2 separate regions of the Homo sapiens genome follow, and region 1 is linked to region 2. A link is a loop called in an ENCODE intact Hi-C map of the cell type or tissue named here. Cell type or tissue: heart left ventricle. All regions are shown on one strand. Each heading gives the region's core, and the rest is flanking DNA. Links, peaks and the distances in the headings are about the cores only.

Region 1 (5,381 bases), core at 66-5,065, 55 kb after region 2:
TTATTGTCACCCTAATTTACCCCACAATCTGACCGTTGGAGGGATCCCTAACACCTTTAAGGAAACCTAAAGAACTTTTACCAGTGACCTCAATATTGTAGATCAAGGCCAGGGCATACCTCCCTTTCTCCCGTCTCCCTGGAGAAAACAGTGCCTAGAAATACACGTGCAGGGGCCCCAGGCTGTGCACATCCCCCACAGGGCCCGATACCACCTGTTTGGTGTTCCCAAAAGCTTTTTCCAGATGGAGCCACGCAGGCGTTTCTAGTCCCTTAAATCCTAAACCTTAAACACTAACTTTAATTCAACTGGGTTTATACATCATATCAATTTTACTGGAGTTGTTGAACATTTCATTACATGGAAAAAACCACCCTGTGTTGGCCTAATAGACTATCCAGACTAATACTGGCCCTCTGATACCTGTCCCAGCTCTACTCAGCTTAAGATTGGTCCTTCCCCAAACTCCCGCCAACACTGGTTCTGCCTCTGCACATGTCTGCTTCCTGTGGGTCACACTCTGAGCGACAGCCCTAAGTCTCTGATTTGTCTCTAATTAGCCCTGCTGTCTCCCCTTTACTAAACTGAAAGCTCCTTCTAGGGGGGCCTGGGTCAAGGACCAGAGAAACTGGCACTGGATAGGGGCACATAGCAGGTGCTCACTAGGGACTTGCGGAATGAAACTGGAACAGAGACATTACCAAACACCCTGAAAGCCCTGAATAGTCTAATAGGAATGTCATCCCTGACCTCATATGTAACACCCAATTCAAGTAATTTGTCATATAGTGTCTCCCAGTTATTAGCTTCTGCAATGTGGCTGGTAGGCATAGTCCCCTTTGCCAGATCATCTATGCATATCTGAAGTATAGTACAAGTCCCCTAACCACAGAGGAATGTTGAAAGTTGAAAATATTATGTAGCACATGTTGGCTCTGCCTCTGCCCTCCCTGCCTTCTGGGTACCTACAGCTCCTGGGCACCTACTGCCAGTTGAGCCCACATAATCCTGGAGGCACACACTTCCTGAAGGCCACTCTCATGTCTCCCCAGCTCACCCCAGTGTCTCCAGGTCTCCTGCTGCTTTAACAGCCAATGTCCCCTTGAGTCTCCTTTTGGGCCTCTTCCTCCAACCATGGCCATGTTTTCCTGTTTACATAATTATGAGCAAAAGAGGTAAGAACTCATCCCAGCCTCCCTCCACATTCCAACCAATGACCATGTAAAACTGAGGAGACCCTTAAGTTGATTTTCCCCTAATTAAAATGGGACAGACTAAGATGTCCTAAATTCAAGTTGTTCAGGATTCTGGGGGAAACTGCCCCATGCGCATTACACTAGAGGCTCATCCCTGAGCTCTGAACCCCTTCCTGGGTGCCGAAGTGGGAATGGAGACCCAGGGAAGTGTGGGGCCTCCAAGTCACTGAGGTGACTCTGGCTCCACCCTTGTCATGTGCCTTGAAGGGCCCCCCACAACGTGGGCACTCACAGCAGCGCACACTCATCTTTGCAAATATCTGGGAAGCATGTATTTTTAAACAAAGGAAATCCAGAGAGTAAGGCTTGAATATCTCCAGATGGACACTCATTCCTTGGAAACCTCCTCTCTGCAGCTCAGCTTGAAAAGTCAGACTTTTCCCCTCAACAACTTAGCATTCATGAAAAGAAATTTTGTTCAGAAACTTGAAAGCTATTTCAATTGCAGAAAAATATGTCCAAAGTTTTCTGCATGTGAATACACATACATGAAGGTACACACTCATTTTAAAAACTGGGGGAAAAGGCAGCCCAAAGAAAATCTGCATATTGTTAAAAATGTAAATCAAGGCCATCATGATGGCTCATGACTGTAATTCCAGCACTTTGGAAGGCCAAGGTGGAAGGATTGCTCGAGGCCAGAAGTTCAAGGTCAGCCTGGGCAACACAGCAAGACTCTATCCCTACAAAAAAAGACAAAACTTCACCAGGCATGGTGGCATGTGCCAGTAGTCCCAGTTATGTGGGAGGATCGCTTGTGCCCAGGAGTTCCTGGCTACAGTGAGTTATGATTGTGCCATTGCACTCAAGCCTGGGTGACAGAGCAAGACCTTATCTATTAAAGAAAAAATGTAATTCCAATTTCTTCAGGCACATGTAAATTCAGTCTACTTAATATTCAGTAGTATGTATCTTTCAACAAGTTTGTCCATTATTCTAAATTGCCAAATTTACTGACGTAAATTTGTTCATAATATCCCTTATTATCCCCTTAATAGTGATATCACCTCTCTCATACCTGATTCTGGTTATGTTTTAAGTTTGGCAAGAGGTTTATCATCTTTCTTGACCTTCTCTCATAACCAGCTTTTGATTTTTTCTATTTATTGGTTCTATGTATTTTTTTTCCACAGATTTTCACTCTTATCTTTATAATTTCCATTCTTCTCACATTTTTGGATTTTATTTGCTCTTTTTATTCTGCTTTTTTAAGGTGAAAGCTGAAGTCATGACTGGAGATCTTTTCTAATATTGGTATCTTTCATGCTATAAATTTCCCCCTAAGTACAGCTTTAGCTGCAAAGCACTGTGAAATCCTATATTATCATTTTCTGTTTTAAGTACTTTCTAATATGTTTTTTCTTTGACCTATGTATTATTTAAAAGTGTATTACACAGTTTCCAAATATTTGAAGATTTTCCAGATCTCTTTATGGATTTTTAACTTAATTCCATTGTGGTCAGAGAACATACTTTGTAGGACTTGAATCCACCTAAATATATTGAGACTTGTTTTATGGCCTGGAATGTGTTCTGTCTTCATAAATTTTCTACATGAACTTGACAAAAATGTGCATTCAGCTGTTGTTGGGTGGAATGACCTAAAAAGTATCAGTTTGGTCAAGTTGGTTTATACTGTTGTCCAAGTCTTCTATATTCTTACTGGTTTTCTATTTGTTTGGATTTTTCTATTCCTCCTTGAAGTGCTATCAATTTTTGTCTCATATATTTTGAAGTGCTGTTATTAGACACATAGATGTTTAGGAATGTTGTCTTCTTGAAGAATTCACCCCACTACTATGAAATGACTCTATCTCCAGTAATATTCATTATTCTGAAATCTGTGTTTGACAATATTGGTACTAACGTTGGTATAATTTTTCATCCCTTTAAATCCATTCATATCTTTATATTTAAAATATTTATATCAGTCTTTAAATATGCAGATTAAATCTTCGTGGTTAAAATGGGTTTCTTGTGGGCAGTATGCAGTTAGTTGGGTTTTGCATTTTTATCCAATGTGACAATATCTGTCTTTTTATTTGGGAGCTTACACCATTTCCACTTACTGTGATTATTGATATGATCGAGTTTAAAGCTATGATTGTGATATTTGTTTTCTATTCATCCTATCTGTTTTCTTTTTCTGTCTTCTTTTGGATTGAGTATTTATGTTATCTCCTTTTATGGCTTATTAGCTAGACTCCATAGTGGTTAGAGTTTATAGTATGTATGAAATAAAAAGAAATATGTACATATTAGTGTCTGACCCTGGTTTCTGATGTGGGAACTCCTAAAACCCTTGTAATGTCCTAAGCAATAGCAGTGCTAGGAGCATCTTTTGTTCTAATATTTGCTCTTTGACCCAGGTTCCTGACACAGAAATCCTAAATCCCTTGGAATTTCCTGGGCAATAGGGGTATCTTTTGTTCTAATGAGGTGACCCTTGGTGGGCTCCTGGATGGGGGTTGGTCACCAGAAAGCCCACACCAAGATTAGAAACCTGGAACTTTCAGCCCCATCCCCCATCCTCAGGGAGGGGAGAAGAGTTGAAGATTGAGTGAATAATTAATCATGCCTATGTGATGAAGCCTCCATATAAAGTACAGGTTTTGGAGAGTTCTGGAATAGTGAACATATCCACTTGCTGGAAGAGTGGCACACCCCACCCCAACAGAGACGGAAACTCCTTCACTTGGGACCCTTCCAGATCTTGCCTTATGTATCTCTTCATCTGGCTGTTCTTCTGTATCTGTTGCAATGCCCTTTGTATACATTTGTAAATGTGTTTTCCTGAGTTCTGTGAGTCATCCCAGCAAATGATAAAACCTGAGGAGGGGATCATGGGAATATCCCTTCTGTCTGTAGCCAAGCCAGACAGAAGTTGTGAGTAACTTGGGACCCACTACTTGTGATGGGCATCTGAAGTCAGAGGCAGCATTGTGGGATTGAGCCCTTAACCTGTGGAATCTGTGCTAACTCTAGGTAGATACTGTCATAATTTAATTGAATTATAAGACAGCCAGTTGGTGTCCAAGGGGAATTGGAGAAATGCCTGGTGTGGCACGTGATTAAAATGGGTTTCTTGTGGGCAGAAACCCATACACATGCACATCTGGTGTCAGAAGTGTTATGACTATACAGAAGGAAACATGTTTTTACTATGCAGTATGCTTCTTCACTTTCAAGGGTTATTATACTACTTCACATACAGTAAAAGAACCCTACAACAGCATATTTATATTTCTTCTCTCCTGTCCTTTGTGCTATTGACATACATTTCACTTCTGCGGATGTTATAAAACACACTATACTTTATTTTTGCTTTAAAAGTCTACTGCCTTTTAAAGAAATCTAAATAAGAAAGAAAAAGTCTATACATTTACCCACGTAGTTACTATTTCTGCCACTCTTTATTCCTTTCTGTAGATCCAGGATTACTCTGGTATCATTTACTTCCTGCTTGAAGAATTTCCTTTAACATTTCTTACAGTGCAGGTATGTTGTGATGATTTTTTTCATCTTTTTGAGGTCTGATAATATCTTTATTTTGCAAGTGTTTTTGAAGAATATTGTTACTGGGTAAAGAGTTCTAGGTCAGCATTTTTTTTCATTACTTTAAAGATATTGCTCCACTGTCTTCTCATTTACGTTGTTTTCAATGAGCATTCTGTTATTATCTTGACCTTTTTTTCCCTGGTTGCCCAGTTGATTTTCTCTTTATCAGGAGTGTTAAGTAATGTTATGATAATGCACCTTGGTTAGTTTTGTGTTTGTTGTACTTGGGTTCATTGGGTTTCGGTGGATTTATAGTTTTTATCAAATTTGGAAACTTTTTAGTTATAATGTCTTTTATTTTTTATGTTCCTCCCTCTCTCCTCTCCTTTGGGATACCAAAAGCATGTATAATTGATCACTTGAAGTTGTCTCAAGTTCACTGGTGCTCTGTTCATTTTTTCTGTTTCTTTCTTTTTTAAGAGACAGGGTCTCACCACGTTGCCCAGGCTGGAATGTAGTGGTTATTCACAGGTGCGGTCCCACTACTCATCAGTATAGGAGTTTTGACCTTCCCCATTTCCAACCTGGGCCACCTCACCCCTTCTTAGGCAAACTAATGGTCCCCCA
Region 2 (5,381 bases), core at 179-5,178:
GGGCACCCATTCTACAGCTGAAACTGAGGATCTTATGACTTAAGCAAGTCACAGCTTGTTGATGGGAGAAATGAAACTGAAACCCCTTCCTGGCCAGTGCGTCTCTCCTCTTACACCTTAGACTGATGGCTGGGAGGCTGATTTTATGACAGGACCCTGTTCTCATTTCTAAATAGAAAATTCATGTCTTTATTACTTTAGCCTTTAGACCTCCTTCTGGTTCTTTTGCTTACTCTTCTCTTCCAAATCTTGGGGCCTGGACCTTCAGATTGGAGTTTCTGGGCTCTGCCAGGTTCCTACCCACCTTTGCCTGCCATCTTGGACTTCCTGAAAACATCACCTGTTCTTTTCTGAAGCTTTTCTGTGACTGACACATCTCAGCCCATCCTTCAGGAGCAGAGTTGCCTCTAAGCACTGGCTAATTCAGGATCCAGGCCTGGAAAGGTGCTATCCATCCCAGCCCCCTAACAACTGCAGGGTCCCATGGGGTCCACAGTGCTGTCCTTGGGCCATGATTATACCCTCCTGCTCCTGGGGGTGCTGGGCAGCTCAAAGCTCCTCTTGCTTCCAAGTCCAGCGAGCAAGCCAGAGCAAGCCAGGAACACAACGAAGCCATTGTTCCTGATGGGTCAGAGGAGCTCAGCCTCCAAGCACAAGACACAAGACCCACACAAGCCATCACTGCTTCATGTTTTGCCTCAAGCAATCCAGTGAAGACTGACTTAAATGCTCCCGATTTTGTATTTTCAAAATGTAGGTGACTCAGGAGTAGGTACATGCCTGTGTGACCAGATGTGCAAGGACCAAGGTAGGGGCCCGAGCAGAATCAGCAATCGTTCAGCCATTGGGGGTCCTCCTGATGCTAGATATATTCCCCTCTAGGCAAGCAAACCCTGGTGGGCTGTGACAACATCTCAGCACTTGTCTTGGTTGGCTGGCTTATGGATGAGGAATCTCTCTGGGAGAGGGACTCTGACCCAAGGCTGGAACCTCAGAAGGCCCTACCTAGTAGAGAAGGGCCAACCCTGCCCCTTCTGATCATGCAGGGCAAAACTGATCCCATTCCGCAGCATGGGCTTTGATGCCCATGTTCAGATGGGGGTGGAGAGTGAATGAACTGTTTTTTTTCTGGAGATCACGGAAATGCAGATTCATTTCTTTTACAACATGCAAGATTCAACCACTTAACATCCTTCCTCTCCTGGATCCCGCACAAAAGAGACTGCTTTTTTGTGAAAAAGAAACTTTTACCAGGAGGCCTGCAGAAGAACAGTCAGGTTAACCCGGCTCTTCCTTCCCTGAGGTAGTGGCCCTGGGTAAGACAGCACAGGATGTTATCTCAGATGCTGAGAGGGGCTGAGAAACAATGTCGCCCAACCCCATCACTTCTTTTTTTCAACCTCCTCATTTTAGAGATGAGGAAACTGATGCCCAGGAAAACAAAGCGACTTGCCTACAGTCACACAGGGAGTTAGTGGCAGGGTGGGGGCCAGAGCCCAGGCCAGCATCATGGGAACTGGGGCTGAACTCACGTAAGTGAAAGGGCTGTGTTCTCTGCCCCAGAGGTCACCGCTCACTGTCTCAGCCAGCACTGGGCCTCCCACATGGCCCTTCCCAAATCTTCCTTCCAGCCTCCTGCTCCTCACTTCCCTCCGGCACTCTCAGTTCTTCCAAAAATGATCCTGTCACCCCCATTTCTTCCAAACATTCCTCTGAGCTCAGCGACCCCTGTGGGAACTGCTTGGCCTCTCTGTGACCTCAAATGAAGTCTAAATCAATTCTTTCACTACTAGACTGAACTTTTCTTGGTCCCCCAGGACCCAGGAGAAAAGGATTTTGAAGTACTTCCCCAGCCCCACCTAATACACAGTGTTTAAAAATGATACTTCTTCGGCAATCATGATCCTTCCTTCTAGAAGCTTCCCAGCTAGTAGGGGAACCAAACAAAGCCCGCCTGGATGACTGAGACCCTGTCTGAGATGGTGTGGGATGATGGAGGCCCATGGCCCAGTTTTCCCAGCCAGTCCAAGCATTAGATCACGTGCTTCCGCGTCCCCGCGGGTGCAGCTGTACTTGGGCCAAGGGTCCCATCGCGGGTTCAGAAAGCATGATAACTATTGATGCAAATGAGCCCTTGGTTGTTTTAGGGTGGACTTCAACTCCTGCAAATGTCCAGAGGAGGCCAGCAGAGATCAGCCTGGGTCTTAGGAGTGAAGAATCTCCCACCAGAGCTGGGATGGAAGAGGATTAGACAGGCAGCGGGAAAAGAGGTCATTCCAGGAGAAGTGGACCAGGGAGACAAAGGCCTGAGGCCAGAATGAGCAATACATGCAAGAGGCCCTGGGGGGCAGGCAGGACGGGAGCTGGGAAGGAGGGGGCGGCCGGGCAGCCTGGCAACTCACAACACAGACCTAGAGTCAGACGGACCTAGGTTCAAATCCCAGCCCTGCTGCTTCCTGCTGTGTAACCTCAAGGAAGCCCCTTAAACATCTGATAGCCTAAGTCTGCTGTTCTGTAGAATGGTGGTGACAGCAGTCCCTACCTCATAGGGTTTAAAGCTGGAGATACAAATTTGGGTATGTGCAGTAGGTAAATTGTACTTAACTCCATGAGCTGGGATGAAATATGCCTCTGAGATAGAAGTGCAAAGAACAGAGGTCGGGAGACAGAACCTAGGCCACTGGTAGAAGCCAGACTGAGCAGGAGCACCCAAGGAGCAGAAAGAAATCCAGGGGTATAGTATCTCAAAAGCCAAGTGATAAGGGTGCTGCGGGAAGTAGGGCATAGTGAACTGCATTACACACACACTAGACTGAAAGGTAAGGGAAGGGGAAAAAAATTGACTCGGATTTGCCAACATGGAGCTCACCATCAACCTTAACAAGAGCAGGTTTGGTGGGGAGCTAAGGACAGCAGATTGGAGTAGACTGAGGAATGAGCTGGCTGGAGTGGGGAAACAGAGACCGTAGCAATATACAACTCGTTTGGGAAGGTTCCCTGTGCAGGAAAGCAGGGAAATGGAGTGGAGCAAGAGGATGACATGGGTCAGGGGAGTGTGTGGGAGTGTATATGTGTGTGTGTGTGTATGTGTGTGTGTGTGTGGTTTCATATTTAATCGACTTTTATCTTAGAATAGTTTTAGGTTTACAGAAAGGCTGTGAGACCATTATAAGAGTTCCCTGCACTCAGTTTCCTCTATTATTTTATTTTATTTTTAGAATAGAGACGGGGTTTCCCTATGTTGCCCAGGCTGGTCTCAAACTCGTGGGCTCAAGTGATCCTCCTGCCTCGGCCTCCCAAAGCGGTAGGAATATAGACGTGAGCCACCGTGCCTGGCCTCCTCTATTGTTAACATTACTATGGTACATAAGTCACAATTAATGAACCAGTATTGGTACCTTATTATCTAAAGCCTGTACTTTATTCCAGTTTTTAGTGTTACTTAATATCTTTCTTTTTCTGTTCTAAGGTCCTATTCAGGATACCACATTACATTTACTTGTCACGTCTCCTTAGGCTTCTCTTAGGTTTTCCCCACTTTTGACGGCCTTGACAATTCTGAGGAGTGCTAGTTAAGTATTTTGTAGAACATCCTTCCATTTGGATTTGTCTGGTGTTTTTCTGGTTGGACAGAGGTTGTGGGTTTTGGAAAGGAAGACCAAAGAGGTACAGTGCCATTATCACCTCCTCACATCACAGCAAGGGTACATTCCGCCGTCATGACTCGTTGCCTTGATCACCTGGCTGAGGTGTTTTGTCAGGTCTCTCCACTGTAAAGTTACTGGTTTTGGGGAGCCAGGAGGGACATCATTTTTGAAGATGAGCTACATTAGGAAACGTATATACGGTGATGGCAGAAAGTTGATGAAGACAGGAAAGGGGGGGATAATTGCAGAAGTAAAATGATTGAAAAGGTGGGATGGGCACGGATGGAATCCACTGCACCATCGAGGGGCTGGCTTCAGACAGAAGCATGGACAGTTCATCGTTTTAAAAGGGGGAAGGCAGAGAAGAGAGTAAAGCCTTAGTCCGTCAGGTGGAATTGGTGGTGGGAGGATAATAAGCAATCTCTAGTCTGATCGCTATTTCCCCAGTGATATATGAGGCTGTCAGAGGTTTGAAGAGATACAAGTATGAAATAGTCACTAGAAGGTCAGACTGATCGATGATCAGTATCAGAAGCTCAGGTGAGATTTATGGTCATGAACTGGCCCATGGCACAATTGTGTTTTCTTCTAGCCACACTGTTCTACTCTAATGGAGACTGAATGGGTGGGTAGTTGAGTTTACCAGGTTGTGGTTCAGCCAGGACGGTATGTTTAAGGGAGTGAGGAAAGTTTCCAGTAGGATGACTATTACGATGGATCACTAAGTTGTGTGAGAAGGAAAGAAAAAATGAATAGGTTCATGATCAATGAAAAAAATGGCAGGCTCAGTGAATTGGAGGTCTTAGTGAGGTCACAGTGGTCAGTGTGATATGTTAGAGAAAGGAACCATGTGGATGGGGCACAGTTGTCAGAGGAGAGGAAACTTACAGTTGAGATCTCACATACATAGGACCCAGCAATGACCACTTCTAGGTATTTTAAAGAAGTCAAGATTTTAAGTCCACACAAAATCTGCACACAAATGTTCATCCTCACCAAGAACTGAAAACAACCCAAATGTCCTTCGACAGGGGTAGATTTTTAAAAAACTGTAATATATCTACACAATGGACTACTACTCAGCAATAAAAGTTAACATGCTTGATTCAAACAACAGCATGGATGAATCTCAAAGGTATTATTCTTTTGAACAAAAGAGGCCAGTACCAAAAGGGCACATTCTATATAATTCCATTTATATGGCATTCTAGAAAAGGCAAAAATACAGGAACAGAGAACAGCTCATTGCTTGCCAGAAGGCAGGGGTGAGGAGAGATGAGGGCGTTCTCTGGAGTATTGGAACTGTTGCTTGTACTGTCTGTGGTGGTGGCTGTGAGAATCCACGCGTGTCTAAGAAACCATAGACCTGTACATCAGAAAAAGAATTTTACATATGTAAACTTAAGACATTTTTTAAATAAAAGCAAATTTTCAGATCTCAGAGGTGGCTGAAATCAAAGAAGGCAAGGGTCTGATGAAGTTGGGGAGCCAGGATGTTGTCAGAGTGGTCCAGGTGGGTGTCAGCGTCCGTGAAAGTAAAGGTGGATGGAGAGAGGAGCTGGGGACTGAAGTCACTGGGGGAAGAAAAAAAGAGTCTGAGGACTGAGAGGGAGAAATGAGTAACCCCTCTACGTCCAGGCCCTGCCTGACACCTGCCTGTAGGCGACAGAAACCAGCCTCAACCTGAGTGGCTGCAAGGAGCAGGGAGCTTGAGGACAGCCAGGCTTCAGTGAA

Evidence for each region. Hi-C counts contacts between places; a loop is a spot of excess contacts. Peaks named below come from ENCODE experiments on the same cell type or tissue, not always from the same donor. Only the 100,000 strongest peaks of a DNase experiment are listed, where the experiment ranks them.
Region 1: a loop joins it to region 2, with 2.1 times the contacts of the local background. A loop is called at or near these places in 22 of 110 quality-filtered maps.

What each region holds. Positions count from the first base shown.
Region 1 is chr2:46,442,992-46,448,372 of GRCh38, forward strand. It overlaps the pseudogene RN7SL817P. Among named protein-coding and RNA genes, the nearest start is that of LINC02583, 16 kb to the left of the region's middle. In heart left ventricle, for the core only: no CTCF peak of the experiment used is centred there; no DNase peak of the experiment used is centred there.
Region 2 is chr2:46,387,471-46,392,851 of GRCh38, forward strand. It overlaps LINC01820 (long intergenic non-protein coding RNA 1820), which reads right to left. Exons shown (of 3, transcript NR_146999.1): 3 at 4,823-5,013. Among named protein-coding and RNA genes, the nearest start is that of LINC01820, 4.0 kb to the right of the region's middle. In heart left ventricle, for the core only: a CTCF peak has its summit at 2,150; DNase peaks (open chromatin) are centred at 1,573 and 2,065; H3K27ac peaks cover 1,861 bases.